Linked DNA regions of Homo sapiens: region 1 is linked to region 2. Evidence: read pairs that join two places in POLR2A ChIA-PET (ENCODE). Cell type or tissue: PC-9. All regions are shown on one strand. Each heading gives the region's core, and the rest is flanking DNA. Links, peaks and the distances in the headings are about the cores only.

Evidence for each region. ChIA-PET counts read pairs that join two places held together with the same protein. Peaks named below come from ENCODE experiments on the same cell type or tissue, not always from the same donor. Only the 100,000 strongest peaks of a DNase experiment are listed, where the experiment ranks them.
Region 1: POLR2A ChIA-PET joins it to region 2 with 8 read pairs; 2 of 35 experiments call an interaction of 5 or more read pairs at or near these places.

The regions. Positions count from the first base shown.
Region 1 is chr17:18,061,065-18,073,475 of GRCh38, reverse strand. It overlaps GID4 (GID complex subunit 4 homolog), which reads right to left. Exons shown (of 6, transcript NM_024052.5): 5 at 11,501-11,631; 6 at 5,071-8,296. The coding sequence ends at 8,233. Among named protein-coding and RNA genes, the nearest start is that of DRG2, 21 kb to the left of the region's middle. In PC-9, for the core only: no CTCF peak of the experiment used is centred there; no DNase peak of the experiment used is centred there; H3K27ac peaks cover 1,010 bases.
Region 2 is chr17:18,208,033-18,220,443 of GRCh38, reverse strand. ALKBH5 (alkB homolog 5, RNA demethylase) reads right to left here. Exons shown (of 4, transcript NM_017758.4): 4 at 10,490-12,225. The coding sequence ends at 12,048. Among named protein-coding and RNA genes, the nearest start is that of LLGL1, 11 kb to the left of the region's middle. RefSeq lists an enhancer at 2,764-2,863. In PC-9, for the core only: CTCF peaks have their summits at 2,648 and 2,851; no DNase peak of the experiment used is centred there.

The sequences.
Region 1 (12,411 bases), core at 1,366-9,365, 150 kb after region 2:
CTACTAAAAATACAAAAATTAGCTTGGCGTTGTGGTGGGCACCTGTAATCCCAGCTACTCAGGAGGCTGAGGCAGGACAATCGCTTGAACCCAGGAGGTGCAGGTTGCAGTGAGTTAAGCTCACACCACTGTACTCCAGCCTGGGCGACACAGGAAGACTCTGTCTCAAAAAAAAAAAAAAAAGAAAGCAGAGATCCTGGGCAACGTAGTGAGACCCTGTCTCTACAAAAAAAAAAAAAAAAAAAAAAAAAAAAAAAAAGCAAAGGACTTGAATAGACATTTCTCCAAAGAAGATATACAAATGTTGAATAAACACTTGAGATGATTTCTCAGCATCACTAATCATTAGGTAAATGCAAATCAACATAGTGAGAGCCAGTCTCTACAAATATTTTGAAAAAAAATTAGCTGGGTGTGGTGGCGTGCATCTGTAGTCGCAGCTACTTGGGAGGCTGAGGAAGGAGAATTGCTTGAGCCCAGGAGGTCAAGGCCACAGTGAGTCATGATTATGGAGTGCAGAAATGCCACTGCACGGCCAGGCGCAGTGGATCATGCCTGTAATCCTAGCACTTTGGGAGGCCGAGGTGGGCAGATCACCTGTGGTCAGAAGTTCAAGACCAGCCTGGCCAACATCATGAAACCCCATCTCTACTAAAAATACAAAAATTAGCCAGGCATGGTGGCAGGTGCCTCTAATCCCAGCTACTCAGGAGGCTGAGGCAGGAGAATCGCTTGAACCTGGGAGGCGGAGGTTGCAGTGAGCCAAGATCGTGCCATTGCACTCCAGCCTGGGCAACAAGAGGAAAACTCTGTCTCAAAAAAAAAGAAAAAAGAAAAGCCACTGCACTCCAGTCTAGGTGACAGAATGATACCATCTCAGAAAAACAACAACAAAAATCACAGTGACGTATCACTTCACACCCATTAGGATGGCCATTATAAAAATTTTAAGGCTGGGCACAGTGGCTCACGCCTGTAATCCCAGCACTTTGGGAGGCCGAGGTGGGCAGACCACGAGGTCAAGAGATTCAGACCAACCTGACCAACATGGTGAAACCCCATCTCTACTAAAAATACAAAAATTAGCTGGGCGTGGTGGCACGTGCCTTGTAGTCCCAGCTACTTGGGAGGCTGAGGCAGGAGAATCACTTGAACCCGGGAGGTGGAGGTTGCAGTGAGCCGAGATTGTGCCACTGCACTCCAGCCTGGCGACAGAGTGAGACTCTGTCTCAAGAAAAAAAAAAAAAATTTAAAAAGGAAAACAGGTGTTGGAGAGGATATGGAGAAAATGGAATCATTGTGTACTGCTGGAGAGAATGTAAAATGGTGCAGCCACTATGAGAAACAGTTTGGTGTTCCTCAAGAAGTTAAGCATAGAATTATATGATCTAGCAATTCCACTCCTTAGTTACAAACTCAAAATACTTGAAAGCAGGTACTCAAACAGATACTGACCACACAAACCAGTGTTCATAACAGCACAATGCATAATAGTCAAAAGGTAGAAACAGCCCAAATGTTCATCAACAGATGGATAAAATGTGTTATATACATACAATGGAGTATCAGCCATAGCATAGAAAGAAATTCTGACACATTCTACAAGTGAAAAAAACCAGTCACACAAAGATAAATACTATTATGATTTCATTTCTATGAGGGATCTAGACAAATTCATGGGGACAGAAAATAGAATGGTGGTTATCAGGACTAGGGGGAGGAATGGGGATTTAGATAGCGTTTACTGAGTCCAGAATTTCTTTAGGATGATGGAAAACTTCTGGAAACAGTGGTGATAGGAACACAATGTGAATGTACTTAATACTACTGAACTGTACACTTATGAGTGGTTAAAGTGGTAAATTTTATGTAATACACATTTTACCACAATAAACAAAGCCTCATTACATATAATTTGCAGAAAACCCCTCCCCCTGCAGAAATAACCAAACCAACAACCCATTTCTAGCCCACTCCCCTGACAGCTACTTCCTATTTATTTTCTTTCCTTATGCAGCACAACTCTGCAAGCTACTCACATCAAGCTAAAATAAGCGAGAGAGAGACTGACACTCCAAAACAAAAAGTTTATTTGAGAATAGCAAGGGGTTGCAATCTGGGGTATATGGTTGGGGAAAGGGGAATGAATCTTTTAGAGGTAAAAAGGAGAAGTCCGTGTAAGCTGTTTTAAGACAGAGAACATTGTTCACAGGGGCTTCTCACAGGCTCCAGTTCCCAGCTCCCTTGCAGTGTGGTGACTGTGTGAATGGCCAGAAGCCACACTTAGTCCACCAACACCACAAGCCTGAAAGCCTTTCTCTCATTTCAGGGCGGGAGGCTCACTTAGTTACGCTCAAAGCTTCCTGTGCGTTGGAGTCACCCGGGGAGCTTTAAAAACATCGACAGGTTGTGAGGACTGGTCTGCATGCTGCCTGACATTAAATCAGCTCCCATGTGCTTCTGAAGTGCAGCCAGGTTTCAGAAACACTGCTCCAGGTCAAGCCAGTGAGAAGGCATGAAGATGGAGGGGCTGTGGAGCGATTATGGAGAGAAACCATGACTAATGCATTGAAAAATGAAGCGAACTGAAAAATCAGAAGGAAAAAAATGGCAAAAATAAACTTGAATCCAGCATATGTTTCTCTACAAATGAAAAGCCTTACATGTTTTCCCTGCTATGTACAAATAGGGAGTTTCAATCTTTCGATGTTTTGGAAGAAAAATCTGGAGGGAAAAGCTGTTCAACTGCAATCCAACTTTGAGGCTTTTTTTTTTAATTTTTATTTTTAAATATATCAAAGCCTACTGCCTATTTCATTACTGAGCAATTTTAATGCTTCCCTTCCCAGGTGCAGTTCAGATGAGTGGAGATAGCACTTTTTTTGTTGTTGTTTTTTTTGAGATGGAGTCTTTGCACTATCGCCCAGGCTGGAGTGCAGTGGCGCTATCTCGGCTCACTGCAAGCTCCGCCTCCCGGGTTCACGCCATTCTCCTGCCTCGGTCTCCTGAGTAGCTGGGACTACAGGGGCCTGCCACCACGCCCAGCTAACTTTTTGTATTTTTAGTAGAGACGGGGTTTCACCGTGTTAGCCAGGATGAGTCTTGATCTCCTGACCTTGTGATCCGCCCACCTTGGCCTCCCAAAGTGCTGGAATTACAGGCGTGAGCCACCGCGCCCAGCCGACAGCATTCTTATAGTTTTCCTTTTGTCCTGTTTTGCAATTGGTTTCACACTTAAAATCTACACAATTTCTACTATTTCTACAGTTCCTATAGATGGCCTAAAAACAAAGCTAACTAAAGGTTATAAATTGGGGATCTAAGAATCGAGATATGAAAGAGAGTTGCTATAGCTGTTGTAGACATGTTTTATTCCTGCATCACCCTCAATACCTACAATGGTGCATGTGGCAAGGCTCAGTAGATACTTTTTATTTATTTATATTTTTTTGAGATGGAATCTCATTCTGCCACTCAGGCTGGAGTGCAGTGGCACGACCTTGGCTCACTGCAACCTCTGCCTCCCTGGTTCAAGTGATTCTCCTGCCTCAGCTTCCTGGTAGCTGGGACTACAGGCACCCGCCACCATGCCCGGCTAGTTTTTGTATTTTTAGTAGAAATGGGGTTTCACCATGTTGGCTAGGCTGGTCTCGAACTCCTGACCTCAAGTGATCCTCCCACCTCAGCCTCCCAAAGTGCTGGGATTACTGGCATGAGCCACCGCACCCTGGCCCAGTAGATATTTTTATATTATTATTAAGCAAGAATAACTTTTTACATGTTATTCAATTTACAATTATTCTTATTCAATTTACAATGTGCTTTCAGGAGCATCTTCTAGAATCCTCAACAATTCTTTAGTCCAGACAGAGGTTTTCCACTTTCTGGGTGAGGGAAGTTGGGCTCAGGGAGGTTAGCTGATGTACCTTGAGGGCAGATTGGGACCCAAGGTTGATAGGTGGAACCCAGGCCTCCCATGACTTTTCCATTCAACAAAACAGCCAATAAATGGTGTCTTGGCTGGGTGTGGTGGCTCACACCTGTAATCCCAGCACTTTGGGAAGCTGAGGTGGGTGGACAGCTTGAGCCCAGGAGGTTAAGACCAGCCTGGGCAACATAGGGAGACCCCATCTTTACAGAAATAAAAAAAATTAGGTGGGCGTGGTCGCATGCCTGTGGTGCCAGCTACTTGGGAGGCTGATGCAAGAGGATCACCTGAGCCTGGGAGTCTGCAGTGAGCTGTGATAGCACCACTGCACTCCAGCCTGGTGATAGAGAGCTTGCCTCAAAAGATAAAAATAAATGGTGTCTTAAATCCTGAGTCCAGCACTGTGAACAGTCTATTCTTTTATTGACACCACATCTCATGGGAGAAAAAAGCTTATTATTGCTTAGACAATATGAGATCAGAAAATACACACAACAGGGGAGCTTTGCCCTGCCACTGATGTAAATTCCCTTAGCATTTCAACTTGCTTAAAATTTAGACCTCAACACTTTATATGTTTCCTCAAAATCTCCCATGTTTCCAGTCATGTTCCTTCAAGCCTCCTAGGGAGGTGGGACCTGAAACGTAACAGAATGGTTTGTCAGAATAAACTGTAATGGCTGATTTAGGGATCCTGCTATTTGGGGGTCCAAGTGCCTGTGCTTTGAGACTTAGGCATCTTCTCTGAGGACCACAGTCACAGTGTCGAGAGCAGCCCAACAGCATTGCCTGTCCCCACACCAGAACACAAAGCAGGCTTTGGACAGATACCTCTGCCTGCACATTTTCTCTGTGTTAAATAGAAATATAAACCCTTCACATATGGAAAAAAAAAATGCTTCCACATTTCTGAAGAAATACAGAAATTAACAAAATGGAGCTTGAATAGAAGTGCTGAGCAGCTGAAAACATTCAGAATGAAAAAGGAGCAAGCAGACCACTGCAACAGTTGCCCAGAGGGGCCCTCGGTTTGCCCTGGCACACAGAGGTCTCCGGCTGGCCCTGGAGAGCTCCACAGCCACAGGCCCAGAGAGGACTGCTTTCCTCTAATGGAGCTGCTTTGGTTTACAAATAGGACAAACTCACTGCTTAAATACCTTTATTTTTTTTTTTAAATTATTTGGACATTGATAGCTCTGCAAAATACTTCTCCCATCCCAAACCCTCAAACTCCTTCCACATGTCCTCCATAAAGAAACAAAATATTTATACTTTGTGCCCATTCAAGTCTAATTTTTAAAAACATTTAAGATTCAAAATCAAATATTATTTTTCTTTCCCACAACTTGTTAGTAATTTTAAACCACGATACAACACAGTTAATGGCATTTCTTTTTAAAAATTAGCTTATCAGACTATTTTATGAGAAAAAAATCAATTCAAGGCCTTAGTGAGAATATTATATTCTCTGTTTCTGAAAGCAAAAGACATTGAAAAACCCCTTTGCTCCTCTGGAGTTTGTGATTTCCACATAACCAACAAAACCAGCACACAGATTGACTTCCTACTTAACAGTAGGTATTGTTTTGTTACTTTGGGACAGCAGCTGAAACACTATCTAAACTTGAAAAGGGTGGGTGGGTGGAAGTCCAGCACAGAAGAGGGTCGAGGCTGAGGACAGCAGAATGGAAGCTTTCTGAGCAGTGGAGTAAGAACAGCCAAACCCCTAGGATCCTACCTCATGGCAGGCTTGTTTGGGATGGAAGACAGAACATCTGCAATCTGCACTAATTTCTTAAGGATGGATACAAGTGTCAACCAAAAATATTGCACATAGTTTCAGAGGCATGTAAACCACTGAGAAGGTTCAGGAAAGCGTAACTACGGATGAAGATGATTCCCCAAAGTTCCTTCAGGAACGGAGAGAAAGAAGTTGATGTTGGTAATTCAGGAGTTACTAAGAGGAGGTGGAAAAATCCTTAATCCTTTCCCTATCCTCAGTGGGCAGACTTTTAAATGAACAAATCTTCTCATAGATGTGTCTGAAGGATCTAGTAAAGGTATCACCTCTTCATTCTTCCCAGTACAATGGGTGCACTTCATCACCTGGGTAAAAAAGGAAGGAAGGAAGAAATCCTGCCATAGGACTTGGGTTGTTTGTCTAGAACACAGCAGTGTTTGCAAATGGCCCTTCCTGCCCACTCAAACCACTACTCGGAGCCACAGCATGAGCCGTGGATGAGCTCAGGGATGACCTCCGGACTCAGTGCTCCAAGGGGAGGCCTATATCCCTCACAGGCCTGGAAAAATGCAGAAGGTATGGGCTCGCATGCTGTTGAGGGGAGAGCTGAAGAGAGTGGAATGGCACGTACGGCAGGAAGGACAGCACAGCCCCATGGCCTCCTTCACTTGTCCATCAGCTCAACCAAGGCCATCAGCTCAACAAGACCACAGTGAGCATCTCCTCACATGACAGCAGCTGGGCTTGACCACAGCCAGCCCTTCTGATGCCTTGTTGAATTTCAGGATTGAGGAGACTGTTCTGACTCATCTCTGGGAATGAATTATTTTTCCCTTTAAGTCATCGGGCCAACTTTTTAGGGTTCCAAAGCCCTGACCTTCCTGAATGGGTAGGTTGCCCCTCTGTACACAGTCCTGGGATAACAGATTTTAGATATCACAAGTGCCCACTGGCTACTTTCCCAAATACCTCTACCTTAAGGCTTCCCCTAACATTCAATCTCAGTAACATACAGTACATATGTCAATAAAATTAAAGTCACTTCTTAAGAACAGAAAAGGTTTCCCATTGCTCGTCTCGTCTCACTGAAGGGCTTCACATTCTCTTATGCTGCCCGCCCATGGATATGCAGCCTCCAGGTTGCTTTGCTCCTGGGGGTTATGATGCAATCTTGTTTTTAAAGCTTTTCCTCTTGTATTCGGAGTAAGTCTTGTAAACCACCAGAAAAATGCCAAATCCCCAAAGCCCTAGCCATGTTTGTGGGCTACAACTGATGCCAACCTATTAAGCTTTTAAAACATTTAAAAAAACAAAACATCATACACACACACACACACACACACACACACACACACTTTGGCACGTGAGCCTCGAGTTATTTGAGCATGTTCATGTTTCCCACCCCTTCCCCTGTCCCAACATTTCAGAGTCACTGTTTTCAGAGAACGACGACCCCTTCTGCCTCATGGAAGGCTGCCGCCAAGCATTGCTGTTTTGAGTAGCAAAAGGAGGCGGCACAAATGCTAAACTGGCCCCAAAAACAGTTCTTGTGTTGAGCACTATAATTTAGGCAATGCTGCAAAACTTTTGTACCAGGATGACTAGTTTCAAAACTGCTGGTTGATTAAATATACATATACATATAGATATCGATATAAAAATTACTAAGTCAACATTTGCTGTTTTCAATGTGAAAACGATAAAATGTAATTCTGAATAATTGTGCATTTGCCATAGGGTCCTCGTTAAAGGGACCATAAAAATAATTTTGTAATAAAAAAACTCTTATTTTTAAGTTTAGTATTGCCCTCAAGTTGAAAAGTTTGGAGCAAATGTACTGAGTAAGCAGGACTGGAATCTGTTCCTGCCAGGGATCTGGAAGCCTTAAATTTAGTGATCCCTGATGGCAGGCCCAGGGAACCTGACAGCTACTCACTAGCTTTGCACTGTTAACAGTACAGGGCTCAGCAGCGCACGCTGACCCGTGACACAATCAGCACTGAAGACTGAGGCAGCCCAGCAGGGACTGGAGCCTCCGCCTCTTGTGCCCTTGGTGGCCGATGATGCGGCAGCTGGCCAACTCCCTGCACAGAGCTCTGGGGGGCACAGAGGTGCTGGGGCTCTGCCTTCTCTTGAGCTACCAGACAAAGCAACTGGCGGGGGGTGGGGGTCTAGGGCCTCGGGACCACTGAGCACCAAGGCTGAGGGTGATCCGGGAGCAGACCTTCTATTCGGCTGGAGGTGGGACGGAGGAAGGAATGGGCATTTCAGTGATGTAGAAGTTAGCTGTGCAGGAAGGAAAAGTGCGTTTAAGGTAGCTTAAAAACAGGTGAAGACCAAACTGCCACTGAGGGGAGGAAGAACGAAGACTGCTCCCTCCACCTGCCCCACGGGCCAGCCATGCTCCTTGGATTCTGTGGGTTAACATTCATGCTTTGTGATGCGAGTCTGCTCGTGAAGAAACAGGAACACACTTCTCCTGGTTCTGGCAGGTACACAATTTTCTCGGCAAAGTTCTTTTTTGCCAAGTTCAGTTTTATTTGGTTGCTGTTCTGAACCGTTGTCACCGGAATTCATAGATGGGTGCACTGTGTTCAGGAACATGGGTTAGATTGAGGGACTGATACCTGCAAGGGGGAGGAGACAGAAACGGGAGGTAGTCATCTAATGCACCCTGAGCAAAGGACATTAGTAACCCCTCAAAAAGCAGAGCACCCAACAAGTCACATACTTGGACTGAAATGCACATTCATTTTCTATTTCTCAAGTTGAACCTAGTTTGATTTCATTCATTCTTTCTTTTTTTGGTTAATCCTCCTGAACCATGCACTAGATGAATGTTTTTTTTCATTCTGCTCTAATCATGAAGTTAACTATGGTATGTTTTATAAAAAGGAGACCTCAATAAGCTGTGGGAGAAGATGGAGACCCACGCCCAAGCCCTAACCTCACCGGCTGCTCTGACCTCTCCTGCTGTAGCATGTAATGCCAGGCTCTCATATCCTAAGAACTTTATGGCTAGCATAGGCATAAACTGATTCTCATGGTATCTAAAGAGAGCGTAGAAAAATTCATTTCACTACTGCCTTAAACTGTATTTTACCTTTCATTTAAATTTTCTCACTTTCCTAGGTACGGTATTAGGCTTGGAAAACATTAGTGATATCTGAGGTGTTTGCCTCCCCTGTTGGCAGGTGATCCAGGGAGTCATGCAGAGGGAGGAGAAATAGGGGCAGACAATCTACATGCTGGGATGACAACCTCGGGCACATTTAGAGTCAATGTCTAGCAAGTTGGCTCTCCCCTACTTGTTTCATACAGGAGTGTGGAAGAACGTAGGAAAAAGCGGCTTATTTCTTACCAAAAACAAATTATCAGGAAAGAAATATGCATTAGCCATCAAAAATATGCAAATTAGAACTACAATGAAATACTGCTTCACATCCACTAGGGTAGCTATAATTATAGAGACATGATAACAAGTGCCAGGGAGGATGTGGAGAAACTGGAACCCTCATACATGCCGGTAGGAATGCAAAATGGTGCAGCTGCTGTGGGAAACAGTTTGGCAGTTCCTCATAAAGTTAAATATAGCAATACCGTATGACCTAGCAATTTCACTCCTAGGTATATGTCCAAGGAATTGAAAGCAGGAACTCAGATATACCCATGTTCACAGCAGCATTATTCACAAGAGCTAAACAATGGAAGCAATCTAAGTGTCCACTAAATAATGAATGGATAAATAAAATGTGGTATATACCGGCCGGGCACGGTGGCTCACACCTATAATCCCAGCACTTTGGGAGGCCGAGGCGGGTGGAACACCTGAGGTCAGGAGTTCGAGACAGGCCTGGCCAACATGGCAAAACCCCGTCTCTACTAAAAATACAAAACTTAGCCAGACGTGGTGGCAGGCGCCTGTAATCCTAGCTACTCGGGAGGCTGAGGCAGGAGAATTGCTTGAACCTGGGAGGCGGAGGTTGCAGTGAGCCGAGATCGTGCCACTGAACTCCAGCCTGGGGGACAAGAGCGAGACTTTGTTTCAAAAAAAAAGTTGTATATACCTGTAATGGAAAATTAATTGGCAATAAAAAAGAAGTTCTGATACATGGTACAACATGAATGAACCTTCAAAGCATTATGCTAAGTGAAAAAAGCCAGAAGCAAGGGCCGTATTTTGTAGATTCCATTTATATAAAATACCCAGAATAGGCAAATCTATACATACATAAGAGAAAGACTAGTGGTTGCCCAGGGCTCAGAGGGGATGAGGAGTTTGGGATAATGGCTAAGGGTATGGGGTTTCCTCTTATGGTGATGAAAATGTTCTAAACTTGATAGTTAGACAACTCTATTAATATAGGAAAGATCACTGACTTGTACACTTTTTTTTTGAGATGCAGTCTCACTCTGTCGCCCAGGCTGGAGTGCAGTGGTGCAATCTCGGCCCACCGCAACCTCCGCCTCCGAGGTTCAAGTGATTCTCCTGCCTCAGCCTCCTGAGTAGCTGGAACTACAGGTGCGTACCAGCACGCCTGGCTAATTTTTGTATTTTTAATAGAGACGGGGTTTCACCATATTGGCCAGGCTGGTGTCGAACTCCTGACCTCGTGATCTGCCCACCTCGGCCTCCCAAAGTGCTGGGATTACAGGCGTGAGCTACTGTGCCCGGACCAAAGCTGTTATTTATTTATTTATTTATTTATTTATTTATTTATTTATTTATTTTTGAGATGGTGTCTCGCTCTGTCGCCCAGGCTGGAGTGCAATGGCCCGATCTCAGCTCCCTGCAAGCTCCACCTCCCAGGTTCACGCCATTCTCCTGCCTCAGACTCCCGAGTAGCTGGGACTACAGGTGCCTGTCACCATGCCTGGCTAATTTTTTGTTTTTTAGTAGAGACGGGGTTTCACCGTGTTAGCCAGGATGGTCTCGATCTCCTGACCTCGTGATCCACCCGCCTCGGCCTCCCAAAGTGCTGGGATTACATGCGTGAGCCACTGTGCCCGGCCAGCTGTTATTTTTAAAAAGGATTATAAAAGTTTTACAAACTTGCGTGAAAACCATTACTGAAAGCCTAAAAATCGTGGCTACAGGGCTGGCATTTACTTGCAGATATAATTTCGTTACCACTGAACAAGGAATCTAGGGTAGGATCACTTCACATATAACAAAGTGTTAAATACTGGAAAGAAAGAATTTTTACCTTCAGAGAGGAAATCAGGCATTTTATCACATGGTTTGCCCTCCGGGGACAGCAAGGTGCTTAAAAAGCAGCAAGGAGGCAGGAGAATCCCTCAAAAGGTGGCAAAAGTTAGCATTCAGGCAGAGTTCAGTCCTTTACTATTGGTGACACACTGGACAGGACTGTCCACTCACAGGCCCCCAGGTCATGAGCCTTAAATCAAGTGCATGTCGGACCAACTCTAAGGAATGCAGCCACAAAATTTAAAAAGCTGCTGACAGCAAAATTCACATTGTCCAGTACTGGATCAATTCACATTTTAGTTACTAATTCAATTTGCAAGGATTAAATAAAAACCAGCAAGATTGAGATAAACATTGCCAAAAATACAGTATTGCTTAAAAGTGCTTAGAAATGAGTTCTTTCACCTATAATTCATTTTCATCTCATTTACTCTGCTCTGTGCATAGGGATAAGGCCTTATTGTGAGCAACTGAGATCACTGAAATAAGCTCTCAGCATCCAAATAAAGCACAGAATCTATACAGAGACAGGCTAAGATGTTGCTTTTGGGTTTGATGAGCCAAGGGAGAGCCAGCTGGGCAGCAAGCCCTCCCCGTGGCCTCTGTCCTCAGAGGTCCTCACCATTCTGAACTCCTATGGTAGTAGTAGCCCTCTATGGAGGCTGCTGACTTCTGAAAGCAGATGTAGTAGAACCCGGCAAAAGAAGCACCACTGATGTCTTTGATCGTGTGATCTGGGACCAGAAACTGTTCCTGCACACAGATGAAGAGGGTCAGTAACAGATAGCATTCTCTGACCACCCACGGGGCCTCCCTGTTAAGCATCAGGGGGTTCTAAGGACCACTCGAGAAAAATATAGGATCTCATAGTCTAACCTAGACTTGCTGGGTGATGGCGGGCCCGTGGGGTCTCAGCCTGACTTCTAAAAAGCGTCCATGTGCTCCTGGAGTATTCTATATACTAAAGTGACAAACTGTGTCTTGAGCTCACTAGGATCAGCAATTCAGAGAAGGTACCATGGCCGAAACATCTAATATATAAATCAATACCTACTCACCTGCCTGTCTGCCTGCCTCTCTATCTTTCAGAGACCACAGACAATCAACCTGGGAAGAGCGAAGTTTCTGCTCCAGTTCTCAGAACTGTCAACAGATGCTTGATAACATCTAGAACAGTGAGTCGCTTCTGTAGGTCTGTGGACCATTCTGAGTGCAAAGCAGTTGCCAGTAGCCCCTGTGACACCCCCTCCAAGAGCTTGACGCCTTGTCAAAAGCAGTCAGAACGGTACTGTTCTTTACCAGGGACCTTAGGAGAGAGGCAAGCTTGCCACCTCTGCTGGAGCTGAAAGCTGGAAACCCAGGTCCTGGCACCTACTTTCCCAGAGAGATGAGGTCAGAAGCTCCAGGGCCTCAGGTGGTCTACTAAAGGACCACAGATGAGCCACTCTGAGACATTCTTTGGAGGCAAAACAAGCCCATTGCTTTTTAAACAAATTTAAGACACCCTCCCATTCCTTATTCAACTTCTAAAAT
Region 2 (12,411 bases), core at 2,208-10,207:
ACCAACATGGTGAAACCTCATCTCTACTAAAAATACAAAAAAAAAAAAACATTAGTCAGGTGTGATGGTGCATACCTGTAATGCTCAGGAGGCTGAGGCAGGAGAATCACTTGAACCCAGGAGGCAGAGGTTGCAGTAAGCTGAGATCACGCCACTGCACTCCAGCCTGGGTGACAGAGTGAGACTCCGTCTCAAAGAAAACAATTTTAAAAAATAGATTAAAGATCTGAGGCCGGGCACGGTGGTTCACACCTGTAATCCCAGCACTTTGGGAGGCCAAGGTGGGCAGATCACTTGAGGCCAGGAGTTTGAGTCCAGCCTGGCCAATATGGTGAAACGCTGTCTCTACTAAAAATACAAAAATTGCCGGGCCCACTCGCTCACGCCTGTAATCCCAGCACTTTTGGAGGCCAAGGCTGGTGGATCACCTGAGGTTGGGATATCGAGACCATCCCGGCTAACACGGTGAAACCCTGTCTCTACTAAAAATACAAAAAATTAGCCAGGTGTATGGCACATGCCTGTAATCCCAGCTACCCTGGAGGCAGAGGCAGGAGAATTGCATGAACCTAGGAGGCAGAGGTTGCAGTGAGCCAAGATATTGCACTCCAGCCTCGGCAACATGAGTGAAACTCCATTTCAAAAAATAAATAAATAACAAAATAAATAAAAATAAAAATATAAAAATTAGCCAGGTGTGGTGGCGCATGCATGTAATTCCAGCTACTTGAGAGACTGAGGCAGGAGAATCGCTTGAACCCGGGAGGCGGAGGTTGTAGTGAGCCAAGATCGCACCACTGCACTCCAGATTGGGCAAGAGTGAGACGCTGTCTCAAAAAAAAAAAAAGAAAACAAACAAAAACAACAACAAATAATCCATACTGTTCAGGAGTTAAGTCCACAGAAGTGGCGGTTTGGTGGTTGATGGGATGTAAGTAGGCAGGTAGGTGAACAGGATGGCATGCATTGAAGGTGTCTTCGGACGTAGGTGCCCCAGTAAAGGCTATATCTGTGCATATCTCCCTGAATCCTCATAGATACCAGAACAACCCTGTTTTATAGACAGTAAATGGAAGATACGTGTAGAGAAGTGACTTGGTCACTCCTCTGCAGAGGGAAAGAGAAAGGGTGATCTCAGGGAGCGACAAGTGGGGAAGCTCCAAGGGAGGTAGATTAGGGTCAGTAAGGAAGTGGGAGGAAAACCAAGAGTCTGACTGAAGAAGGCAGGCCCTGGCTTTCAGAAGCTGGCCCAGATCCCAGCTGAGGCCATGACCCTCTCGAGCTGCCCAAACCACGGACTCAACTTCTTCCTAGTGGCTCCTGGGGGGCCAGATCTGGCAGGCTGGAAAATTCCTGGAGTGGTCTAGGTTGGGACAGAGCTAGGCAGGGCCCAGGATGGAAGGAGAGAGATGAGGGAGTGGGAGAAAGGGTGGGCTTACTGAGACTCCAAGACAGGGTCAGCAGACCAGCCCAAGCCAGGGAGGAGTGAATACCTCATCCCATGTGGTATGCAAATGAAGCTGAAGCTTAATAAGGTCTTGTGTCCTTTAGGTCCAGACAGAAGGGAGCAATGGATTTAGGGCCTCCTCAATCTACAGAGAGTGAATAGTGTTGTGTGCCTCCATGAAAGAAAGGCCAGACAGGTAGGGGGAGTGTTGGGGCTGACCTACTCTGTCCTTGTTTTATACAAGGGAGGAAGCTGAGGTTCAGAGAAGTGACCTGCCCAAGGTGACAGGTGAATAATATATGAGTCCCTGGACCTCTAACCGAGTGCTCCTTCTCTGGAGGCAGGACTCTCAGCCCTGACACTCGCTGAGCCTGGATCCTGAGTATGCTTTTCTTGGCTCATGCTGGGCTACAGGAACGGGGATCTGGGCACACCTGCTCCCTGCAAGGACTGTCAGGATTGAGGCCCAAGGGGCTGGGTATGTGGACATTACCACAGACCTGTTGGAAGGTGGGGCTTTGTGTTTCACTTCTCTCTGGTGCCCCAAGTGCTAATCCTGCCTCTGCCACTTTCCCTCTCTGGGCCTGTTTTCTCATCTGCGAAATGCGGGCTAATATTAATTGCTACCATTTATTAACACTGAGCACTTAGTCTGTGCCAGGCACTAGTTATTCCTTTAATCTTATGCCCATTTTACAAAGGAAGAAACTGAGGCCAGAGAGGTTAACTTGCCCAAAGTCACACAGCTAGTATATTGCAGAATCAGGATGTAAACCTAGTCCCCTCATGACGTCTCAGAGGTTGCAGCGAGAATTAAATGAGACAGTAAGTTAATGGCCTCACTCAATGAGAGTGCAGGAGAAGGTGGGAGTTAGGGCCCTGTTTCCCAGCCTGGAGTGGAAACACTGGGACCACAGAGTACACTCTAGGCAGTGCCAAAGGAGGCCCCGGTCTGGGTGGGGGAGCCCAAAGGCACCCCTGAAAAGCCTGGGAGGGGGCCAGAGAAGGTAGCATGGAAGAGAGCTGCCTGAGGCAGAGTACTGGCACTTGCAAAGATGTCTAGAACTCTCCAAGGAGCTGGGGCCAAGAGAGGTAGCGTGGGGCCCAGGCTGGGACTGCTGTTATGTGTGGCCTGGGGGTGGACCTGATGGCATCTGCTTGACCCACAGGTCCCAGTGCCCCTCCACACCTACTAGGATTAGTAAGGAAGTGGGAGGAAAACCCTACTAGCCCTGAGATCCCTGGCTGAGAAGGGCAGAAGCAGTGGGGAACCTAAGTTATTGGCTCTGAGTAACCTCTGGCAGGTTCGGGGGTCTCTGGGGACCTCAGTTCCCCATCCAAACCAAGGGACAGCTGCTGGCCCTTGCCCTCTACTCTGAAGCACCATCACTCAGGCTATGCTGCCACACTGTGGACACAGGAGGAACTGCGGCAGCAAGCGCCTCACACCTAACTGGAGGACCCCAGCCCTGACACTGCCCGAGCCCTTAGTTTTCCATCTCTCACAAAGACAGTGGATTTTCTTTTTTCTTTTCTTTCTTTTTTTTTTTTTTGGGGGGGGGGACGGAGTCTCACTTTGTCACCCAGGCTGGAGTGCAATGGCGCGATCTCGGCTCACTGCAACCTCCGCCTCCCGGGTTCAAGCGATTCTCCTGCCTCAGCTTCCCAAGTAGCTGGGATTACAGGTGCCTGCCACCATGCCCGGCTAATTTTTTTTGTATTTTTAGTAGAGACAGGGTTTCACCAGGTTGGCCAGGATGGTCTCGATATCTTGACCTCGTGATCCGCCCACCTCGGTCTCCCAAAGTGCTGGGATTACAGGTGTAAGCCACCGTGCCAGGCCTTCCTTTCTTTCCTTTTCTTTTCTTTCTCTTTCTCTTCTTTTCTTTCTTCTTTTCTCTCTCTCTCCTCTTTCTCTCTCCTCTCTCTTTTAGACAGTTTCACTCTTGTCGTCCAGGCTGGAGTGCAATGGCACGATCACAGCTCACTGCAACCTCTGCCTCCCGGGTTCAAACAATTCTCCTGCCTCAGCCTTCCGAGCAGCTGGGATTACAGGCGCCCACCACCAGGCTGGCTAATTTTTGTATTTTCAGTAGACACAGGGTTTCACCATGTTGGCCAGGCTAGTTTTGAACTCCTGACCTCAGGTGATCCACCCACCTCAGCCTCCCAAAGTGCTGGAACTACAGGCGTGAGCCACTGCACTCAGCTAAGAAAGTGGTTTTCTTATTGATTTTGACAGTCCTCTGCACAGCAGCACCAGTGATCCTACATCTGTTCACATCACTCCTCTGCTCAAACTCTCTATGGGAATCTAGTGGTGTGCTGGAGCCCTCTGCAAGAGCCAAATGGCAAATTTTCAAGAACTTTTGTGAGTCAGTTGTTAAAGTCATTAAAAATTAATTATATAAAATTAAAATTACACTAAAAACTAAGGGTAATATTAAAAACTAAGCATTTCCTACTTATTTTGCCACATTTTCCTATTATCTGTACTCTTGGATTACATCTATTGTATCTGTATGGTGGAAACACTATATATTGGGGTGTTACTGCACATTTCTTCACAGCTCGATGTTCAGTGACCTTACCTTGATCAGCTGCAATCAGCCATGATAACCCCTGGACTTAAGCAATCCTCCCGCTTAGCCTCCTGAGTAGCTGGGAATACAGGGTGTGCTGCTGTGCCCAGCTCTATAGTTTTCTAGACCAGTACCATCCAACAGAAATATAATGCAAGACACATATGTAATTTTCATTATTGAGTACCCAGATATAACAGTAACAGAAAACAGGTGAAATTAATTTAAATAGCTTTTTTTTTTTTTTTTTTTTGAGACAGAGTCTGGCTCTGTTGCCCAGGCTGGAGTGCAATGGCACGGTCTCGGGCTCACTGCAACCTCCGCCTCCCAGGTTCAAGCAATTCTCCTGCCTCAGCCTATTTTATTTAACCCAGTATGTCCAAATTTAACATATGTCCAAAATAGTTTTTTTTTTCTTCTTTTTTGGGGGGGTTTTGAGACAAAGTCTCGCTCTCTCACCCAGGCTGTAGTGGCACGATCTTGGCTCGCTGCAATCTCTGCCTCCTAGGTGCAAGCCTGCCTCAGCCTCCCAAGTAGCTGGGATTACAGGCGAGCGCCACCACACCTAATTTTTGTGTTTTTAGTAGAGACGGGGTTTTGCCATTTGGTCAGGCTGCTCTCAAACTCCTGACTTCAAGTAATCCATCCACCATAGCTTCCCAAAGTGATGGGATTATACGTAGGCCACCATGCCCAGCTCAAAATAGTATCTTCAACAAGTAATCAATATAAAGTTCTTAATGATTTACATTGTTTTTTTCATACTAACTCTTCAAATTCTGGTATTTTACACTAAAAGCACATTTCAATTCAAACTAGCCACATTTCAAATACTCAATAGCCAAGTATCAGTGGCTGCTGTACTGAAGAACACAGGTCTAGATTTAAGAAAGTGATGAAGAGGGCCGGATGTGGTGGTTCACGCCTGTAATCCCAGCACTTTGAGAGGCCGAGGTGGGCAGATCACCAGGTCAGGAGATCAAGACCATCCTGGCTAACACGGTGAAACCCTGTCTCTACTAAAAAATACAAAAAATTAGCCAGGCGTGGTGGCGGGTAGTCCCAGCTACTCAGGAGGCTGAGGCAGGAGAATGGCATGAACTCGGGAGGCAGAGCTTGCAGAGAGCCGAGATCATGCCACCGTACTCCAGCCTGGGCGGCAGAGCAAGACTCCGTCTCAAAAAAAAGAGAAAGTGAAGGAAAATATTAATGATTCAGATTAAATTTAAAAGTACTGCTATAGCTGAGAAATTTTAATCCAACTAATATTTGAGGATGAGAAAGCAGATGATATATCAGATTTAATGGCAATAACTTTACTGGGAGAAGGGCATGTAGGGGCTGATCCATGGCCTCCACAAATATCGGGTCATTATCCCTGGGACCTGTGAATGTCACCTCATAAGGAAAAAGGGTCTTTCGAATATAATTAAACATCATTACATAGGGGACCGGGTGCAGTGGCTCAGTGCTTTGGGAGGACAAGGCAGGAGGATCACTTGAGGCTGGGAGTTTGAGACTAGCCTGGGCAACACAGTGTGAAGTCTTCTACAAAAAAAAAATTTTTTTTTGAGGACAGAGTTTTGCTCTTGTCGCCCAGGCTGGAGTGCAGTGGCACGATCTTGGCCCACTGCAACCTCCGCCTCCCAGGTTCAAGCGATTCTCCTGCCTCAGCCTCCCAAGTAGCTGGGATTACAGGCGCCCACCAAGCCTGGCTAACTTTTTGTATTTTTTAGTAGAGATGGGGTTTCGCCACGTTGGGCAGGCTGGTCTCGAACTCCTGACCTCAGGTGATCCACCCACCTTGGTCTCCCAAAGTGCTGGGATTACAGGTGTGAGCCACCACGCCCGGCCTACAAATTTTTTTTTTTTTTTTTTTTTTTTGAGACGGAGTCTTGCTCTGTCGCCCAGGCTGGAGTGCAGTGGCGCATCTCAGCTCACTGCAAGTTCCACCTCCTGGGTTCACGCCATTCTCCTGCCTCAGCCTCCCGAGTAGCTGGGACTACAGGCACCCGCCACCATGCCTGGCTAATTTTTTGTATTTTTTAGTAGAGACAGGTTTTCACCATGTTAGCCAGGATAGTCTTGATCTCCTGACCTCGTGATCTGCCCGCCTCCACCTCCCAAAGTGCTGGTATTACAGGTGTGAGCCTCCGCGCCTGGCCCAAAATTTTTTTAAAGAAATTAGCAGGGTGTAGTGGTGTGTGCACACCTGAGGTTGGGAGGCTGAGGCAGGAGGGTCACTTGAGCCCAGGAGTTTGAGGCTGCAGTGAGTCGAGATCATGTTACTGCACTCCAGCCTGGGTGACAGAGGGGCCCTAAATCCAATCGTGAATGTCCTATTAGGAGAGAGGCAGAAGCCAGGCACAGTGGCTCACACCTGTTATCCCAGCAGTTTGAGAGGCCAAGGCAGGAAGATTGCTTGAACCTGGCAGGTCAAGGCTGCAGTGAGCTGTGATCCAGCCATTGCACTCCAGCCTGGGTGACAGTGAGACTCTGTCTTTAAAAAAAAAAAAAAAAAAAAAAAGAGGAGATGTGGTACACAGAGGAGGAGGCCATGTGACCATGGAGGCAGAGACGTGAATCTGCCCGTTCCCAAGTCAAGGAATGTTAACAGCTAACAGAAGCTGTCAGAGGCAAAGAACAGGTTTTCCACTAGACAGGCAAGCCCAGTGATGTTGAGTTTCCCAGAATTTGAGAGAAATAAATTTGTCGTTTTAAGCCACCAGGGTTGTGGTGACTTGTTATGGCAGCCACGGGAAACTATTACAAGCAGGTATGATGCAAGTCCCTTTGTCATATCATGGCTGAATTATAAGCACAAGCAGACTACAAATACAGTAATTCAGCAAAAAAACTAAAATAGATTTCTGTGAGAAAAGATTGGTTATATGGAATTTATAAGAATATATATGTTTTAATAATTTAAATGCTGGCCAGGCACAGTGGCTCACGCCTGTAATCCCAGCACTTTGGGAGGCCGAGGTGGGTGGATCATGAGGTCAGGAGTTCAAGACTAGCCTGGCCAACATAGTGAAACCCCATCTCTACTGAAAATACAAAAAATTAGCTGGGCATGGTGGCAGGTGCCTGTAATCCCAGCTATTCGGGAGGCTGAGACAGGAGAATCGCTTGAACCCGGGAGGCGGAGGTTGCAGTGAGTGGAGATCACTCCACTCACTGCACTCCAGCCTGGGCAACAGTACAAGACTCCATCTCAAAAATAATATTTATATGCTATACTTCACATCAGTAAAATTTATAACTTTATGCGTATATGACATCATATACTAGGTCTGTCTTGTATCTCCAGCACTGCGCAATCTCAGCTCACTGCAACCTCCACCTCCTGGGTTCAAGTGATTCTCCCACCTCAGCCTCCCGAGTTATCTGGGACTATGGGTACGCACCACCATGCCCAGCTAATTTTTGTATTTTTAGTAGAGATGGGGTTTCACTATGTTAGCCAGGCTGGTCTCAAACTCCTGACCTCAAGTGATCCACCTGCCTTGGCCTCCCAAAATGCTGGGATTACAGGCATGAGCCACTGCGCCTGGCCAGACACTATTTTTTGAATGCGTGAACGTGACCTCTGGCCAGTCAACTTCTCTGGGCCTCAGTTTCCCCTTCCACACAAAAGGGTTGGAGGAATGGGATGGGGTCCTAGCGGGGTGAGGGATGGCACCAGCTGTTAGAGCATCTACTGTGTAGAAGACTGGGCTAGGGACAGGGGTTGATGGGACTCAGCACCTGGCCTGAGGCCCTAGGAGATGGCTGGGAACAGGCAGATCCAGAATCAGATCAGGCAGATCCAGAATCAGATGTAGAGTTCTAGGGACTACTCAGAGGATTATGTTACAGAGATAGAGTGCTACTGTACAGGTAGAGAGACAGCAGGAACTGCTAGGGCCAAAGCCCCCTCCTCTAGTCCTCCTATCTCTCCATACTACAGGGTGAAGGGCCTTTTTCACCCAGGGATTGGGAAGAGGCTGAATCCTTTTTTTTTTTTTTGAGACAGAGTCTCGCTGTGTCATCCAGGTTGGAGTGCAGTGGCGTGATCTCAGCTCACTGCAACCTCCGCCTCCCAGGTTCAAGCAATTCTCCTGTCTCAGCCTCCTGAGTAGCTGGGATTACAGGCACGCACCACCGTGCCCAGCTGATTTTTGTATTTTTAGTAGAGAAAGAGTTTCACCATGTTGGCCAGGCTGGTCTCGAACTCCTGACCTCATGATCCGCCTGCCTCAGCCTCCCAAAGTGCTGGGATTACAGGCATGAGCCACCACGCCCGGCCCGAATCTTTTTTTTTTTTTTTGAGACAGGGTCACCCAGGCTGGAGTGCAGTGACGCGATCTCGGCTTACTACAGCCTTGACCTCCTGGGCTCAAGTGATCTCCCACCTCAGCTTCTGAAGTAGCTGGGACTACAGGTGCATACAACCACACCTGGCTAATTTTTGTATTTTTGTAGAGACAGGGTTTTGCTGTGTTGCCCAGGCTGGTCTCAAACTCCTGGGCTCATCCATCTTGGCCTCCCAAAATGCTGGGACTACAGGTATGAGCCACTGTTCCTGGCTGAGTCTGACTTTTTTTTTTTTTTGTTTTTTTGAGACTGAGTCTTGCTGTCGCCCAGGCTGGAGTCCAGTGGCACGATCTCGGCTCACCGCAACCTCCGCCTCCCGGGTTCAAGCGATTCTCCTGCCTCAGCCTCCTGAGTAGCTGAGATTACAGGCGCCCAGCACTACGCCCAGCTAATTTTTGTATTTTCAGTAGAGATGGAGTTTCACCATGTTGGTCAGGCTGGGAGTTTTTTTTTTTTTTTTTTTTTTTTGAGATGGAGTTTCGCACTGTCCGCTGGGCTGGAGTGCAGTGGCACGATCTCGGCTCGCTGCAACCTTCGCCTCCTGGCTTCAAGTGATTCTCCTGCCTCAGCCTCCCAAGTAGCTGGGATTACAGGGGCCCGCCACCATGCCCAGCTAATTTTTTGTATTTTTAGTAGAGACGGGGTTCCACTATGTTGGCCAGGCTGGTCTCAAACTCCTGACCTCGTGATCTGCCCACCTCGGCCTCCCAAAGTGCTGGGATTATAGGCATGAGCCACTGCGCCTGGCCAGAAGTCTGACTTTTTAATGGCAATGGAAAATAGGGTCCTCCACAAAGACGGTTCCTCGCACTCCCCCAGCCCTTCTCTGAGCCCCTATCCCATGCCCCAAGAGTCAGAAGCTCAGGCATGGAGTGGGGGATGCTTACTTCTGCCATTTATACTCTGGATGACATTCTGCAAGTCACTTTCTCTCAGATCCGGTGTTTCCTTCTCCAGGGGATCCAAGGTCCACTCTGCCTAGCCCAGTGTCTACCCCTCCAGGCCCAACTAGCCCCAGACCACACTTGAGACTCTGGCCCCTCTCTCTTCAGACCCTCGCACTAGTTTTTAGACCAAGCCTGGGCCAGTTACTTGCCCCACTCTGGAGTCTCTCTTCTCTGGTAAATGTGGAGGTAAGCAGCTTATCCAAGTTTCCACAGCAAGAATTTGGCCAAGCAGACTAGCTCTGAGCACTAGAACAGAGTAAGAGACTCTAGATAGAAGCCCTTTACCAGGCATAGGGAGCCAGGTCTGAAGTCTGGAGGGACTAAAGCCCTCTGGGCCCCAGCCTTACCCATTGAAAAACATCTGCTTCATGCCAGTACCTGCACTCCACACTATCATGAGCATCTTGAAAGGAGGGACCAGAGTTTTGCTCACTATTGGGGTCCCAGTGTGGCTTGGTATACAATAGGAACTCAAGAATTTTTTTTTTTGTTTTTTTGAGACAAGGTCTTGCTCTGTTGCCCAGGTTGGAGTGCAATGGCACAATCTCGGCTTACTGCAACCTGTGCCTCCCAGGCTCAAGCAATTCTTGTCTGTCTCAGTCTCACTAGTAGCTGAGACCACAGCTAAACGCACCTGGCTAAATTTTTGTATTTTTAGTAGAGATGGGGTTTTGCCAAGTTGCCCATGCTGGTCTTGAACTCCTGAGCTCAGGTGATCCACCGTGCCTGGCCAAGTATTTGTTTAATGAGCAAAATCACTCGCATATTTTCCACAAAAGCCAGGTTCTCCCTTGCTTTTGTGCCTGCCATCTCCCCCTTCACCAGCACCAGCCTCTCAGTGATCATATCTAAAAGAGGGACTTCCAGAACTCCAGAAGGTGTGGTCCCTGGGCACCTGGACATTGTGGTTTATGAAGTTCACCCTCCTTGGAGTGGGAGAAAGGACAGTGGGGTGAGGGCAAGTCCACCTTCAGCCATAAACCCAAGGCTAGGCACACAGGAGGCCCAGTGTCCAAGACCAACCAACTCCTCTGGGACGCTGGCGGCCAATGAGCTAGCTCTGCCTCCCCAACCCCTGTTTCAAGTTTAAGAAAGTAAAGGGATTAAGGAAGCACCAAAGGCAAGCCCTCTCTTACAACAACATCAGACAACTGTTTCAAAATATATTAGATTTGGTTTTTATTGTAGAGCACACATATCAGGGCGAAGTGCTGCACACACAACTACAAATCATTTTTGGGAAAAAAGCTGTAAAAAAAATAAAACTGCAACTGCTTTAATTATGCAGTCCCGACTTGAGAAATCCACGCTGGCAAAGGAGTTCTGGCCCCTGAGAGGGGCTTCTTGATGGTGGCTGCCCCAGATTTCTGCAGCCTATGAGGTCTCAGACCCGGACCTCTGTACACAAAGCCCCCAAAGTGGTGGTATCCTGGTTGCTGGGAGGGCCTCTGCTCTTGGCAAGCCCGGGTCCTGGCCTGGCTGACAAGAAGACATTCCTAATGAATCTAGATCCACAAAACCTTGCTGCCTTCCAGGATCTGAGTGGATAGAAGCTACCAAAGACTTTACCTTTTTTTCCTTATTATTTTTTGAAAGCCCCTTCACCAACTCCCATACCCTGAAGCGGAGGAGGCACCAGCCCAGTCTGCAGGCCTGAGCTCTGGCCTTGGATGCATGCTGCCGGCAGACAAGATGGGGCAGGCGCCTTCCTAGAAGGATGACATGAGGATGAGGCCCAAGCTGGCCAGTGGAGAAGGGAAGGGAAAGGAAAAAGCCAGGAGACTAAAGGGGGAAAAAAAACTCAAAAAAGAAAACAAAAACCCTACCACACACCACAACAATTTTCCATACCCCAAATGCTAGACTTGGAAGGACACCAGTCCCTCTAGCTAGAAACAATTTCTAAAACTGACCCAACGTGGCAAGTCTAACTGTTCCAAATAATCACACGCATATGCTCAAAAGGAGCAACCAGCAAAGAAGTGTGCTCTTGATAAGAGAGGTCAGGACCACTGCACTAGCCCCTCAGCAGCCCAAGGAACTGTGGACATGGCAGGCTAGTGGGCGTGGGTGGAGGACGCCTGGGGGGCTTAACAATAGCTTTGGGATGGCAGGGGCTGGCACTGTTTAAGCCCCTGCCCAGGCAACCTGAACAACTCTGCCGCAGGAGGAAGAAAGGGTGTTTGCATGAGCTTGCAGGGCGTGGATGGCAGGTGAGAAGTGGAGAACAGCAGAGCCTGTGAGGCTCCAGGAGACCTCAACCAAGTGCAGACATCAGTGAGGGAAAGGGGCGAGCAGAAGACTGAACTTTGTTTAGAACACTGCGAAGATTTACACTGAAAGCAAAATAATTTTCTTAACCAAAACATTTTGTTGCTTTTAAATAAACCCAGCCTGATACAGCCCCACTTAAAAGATGGCTGCTCTGCTCCACCACCTCTACTGGCCACTCCAGCATCAGCCTCTGTCCCCTATTGATGCCAACAGCCTTTCCATCCAGGAGGAATACCAAGAATATGAGAACCTAGGTCCTGGCCAATTCTATTCTTCAGCCCTAACAGGCAACAAAACCAAGGAAAAATATATAGAATCAAAAAAAACAAAAAACAAAAAACAAAAACCCCCCAATGAACAAAAACAAAACCCTCAAAACAAAAGGAGGGGCAACTACGTAAGGATGAGCCAGAGTTCCCAGGAGGGCGGCGGGTAGACTCAGTGCCGCCGCATCTTCACCTTTCGGGCAGGGCTGCCTGCTGCCTCAGAGCAGTCCTCTGAGGACTCGTATGACTTGCGCCAGTAGTTCTCAGAGCTGAAGCTACCCCTCCGCCGGTGTGTGGGCAGCAGCACCGAGCGCCGGTTCTCTTCCTTGTCCATCTCCAGGATCCGTGGCCTGCAAGGAAAGGGAGGTAGGACGTTATCTGAGAGGCTGGCAGGAGGCGCCTGGCTTTACCGCTGTACCTCGTCTCATCCTTGGGATGGGTCACTTCAGCTCAGTGGTCCTCAACGAAGGGTAGTCCTGGCAGAGGCCCTGGTATCGGAGGTTCTTGCCCACTAAGTGCCAGTGACCATCCCAGTC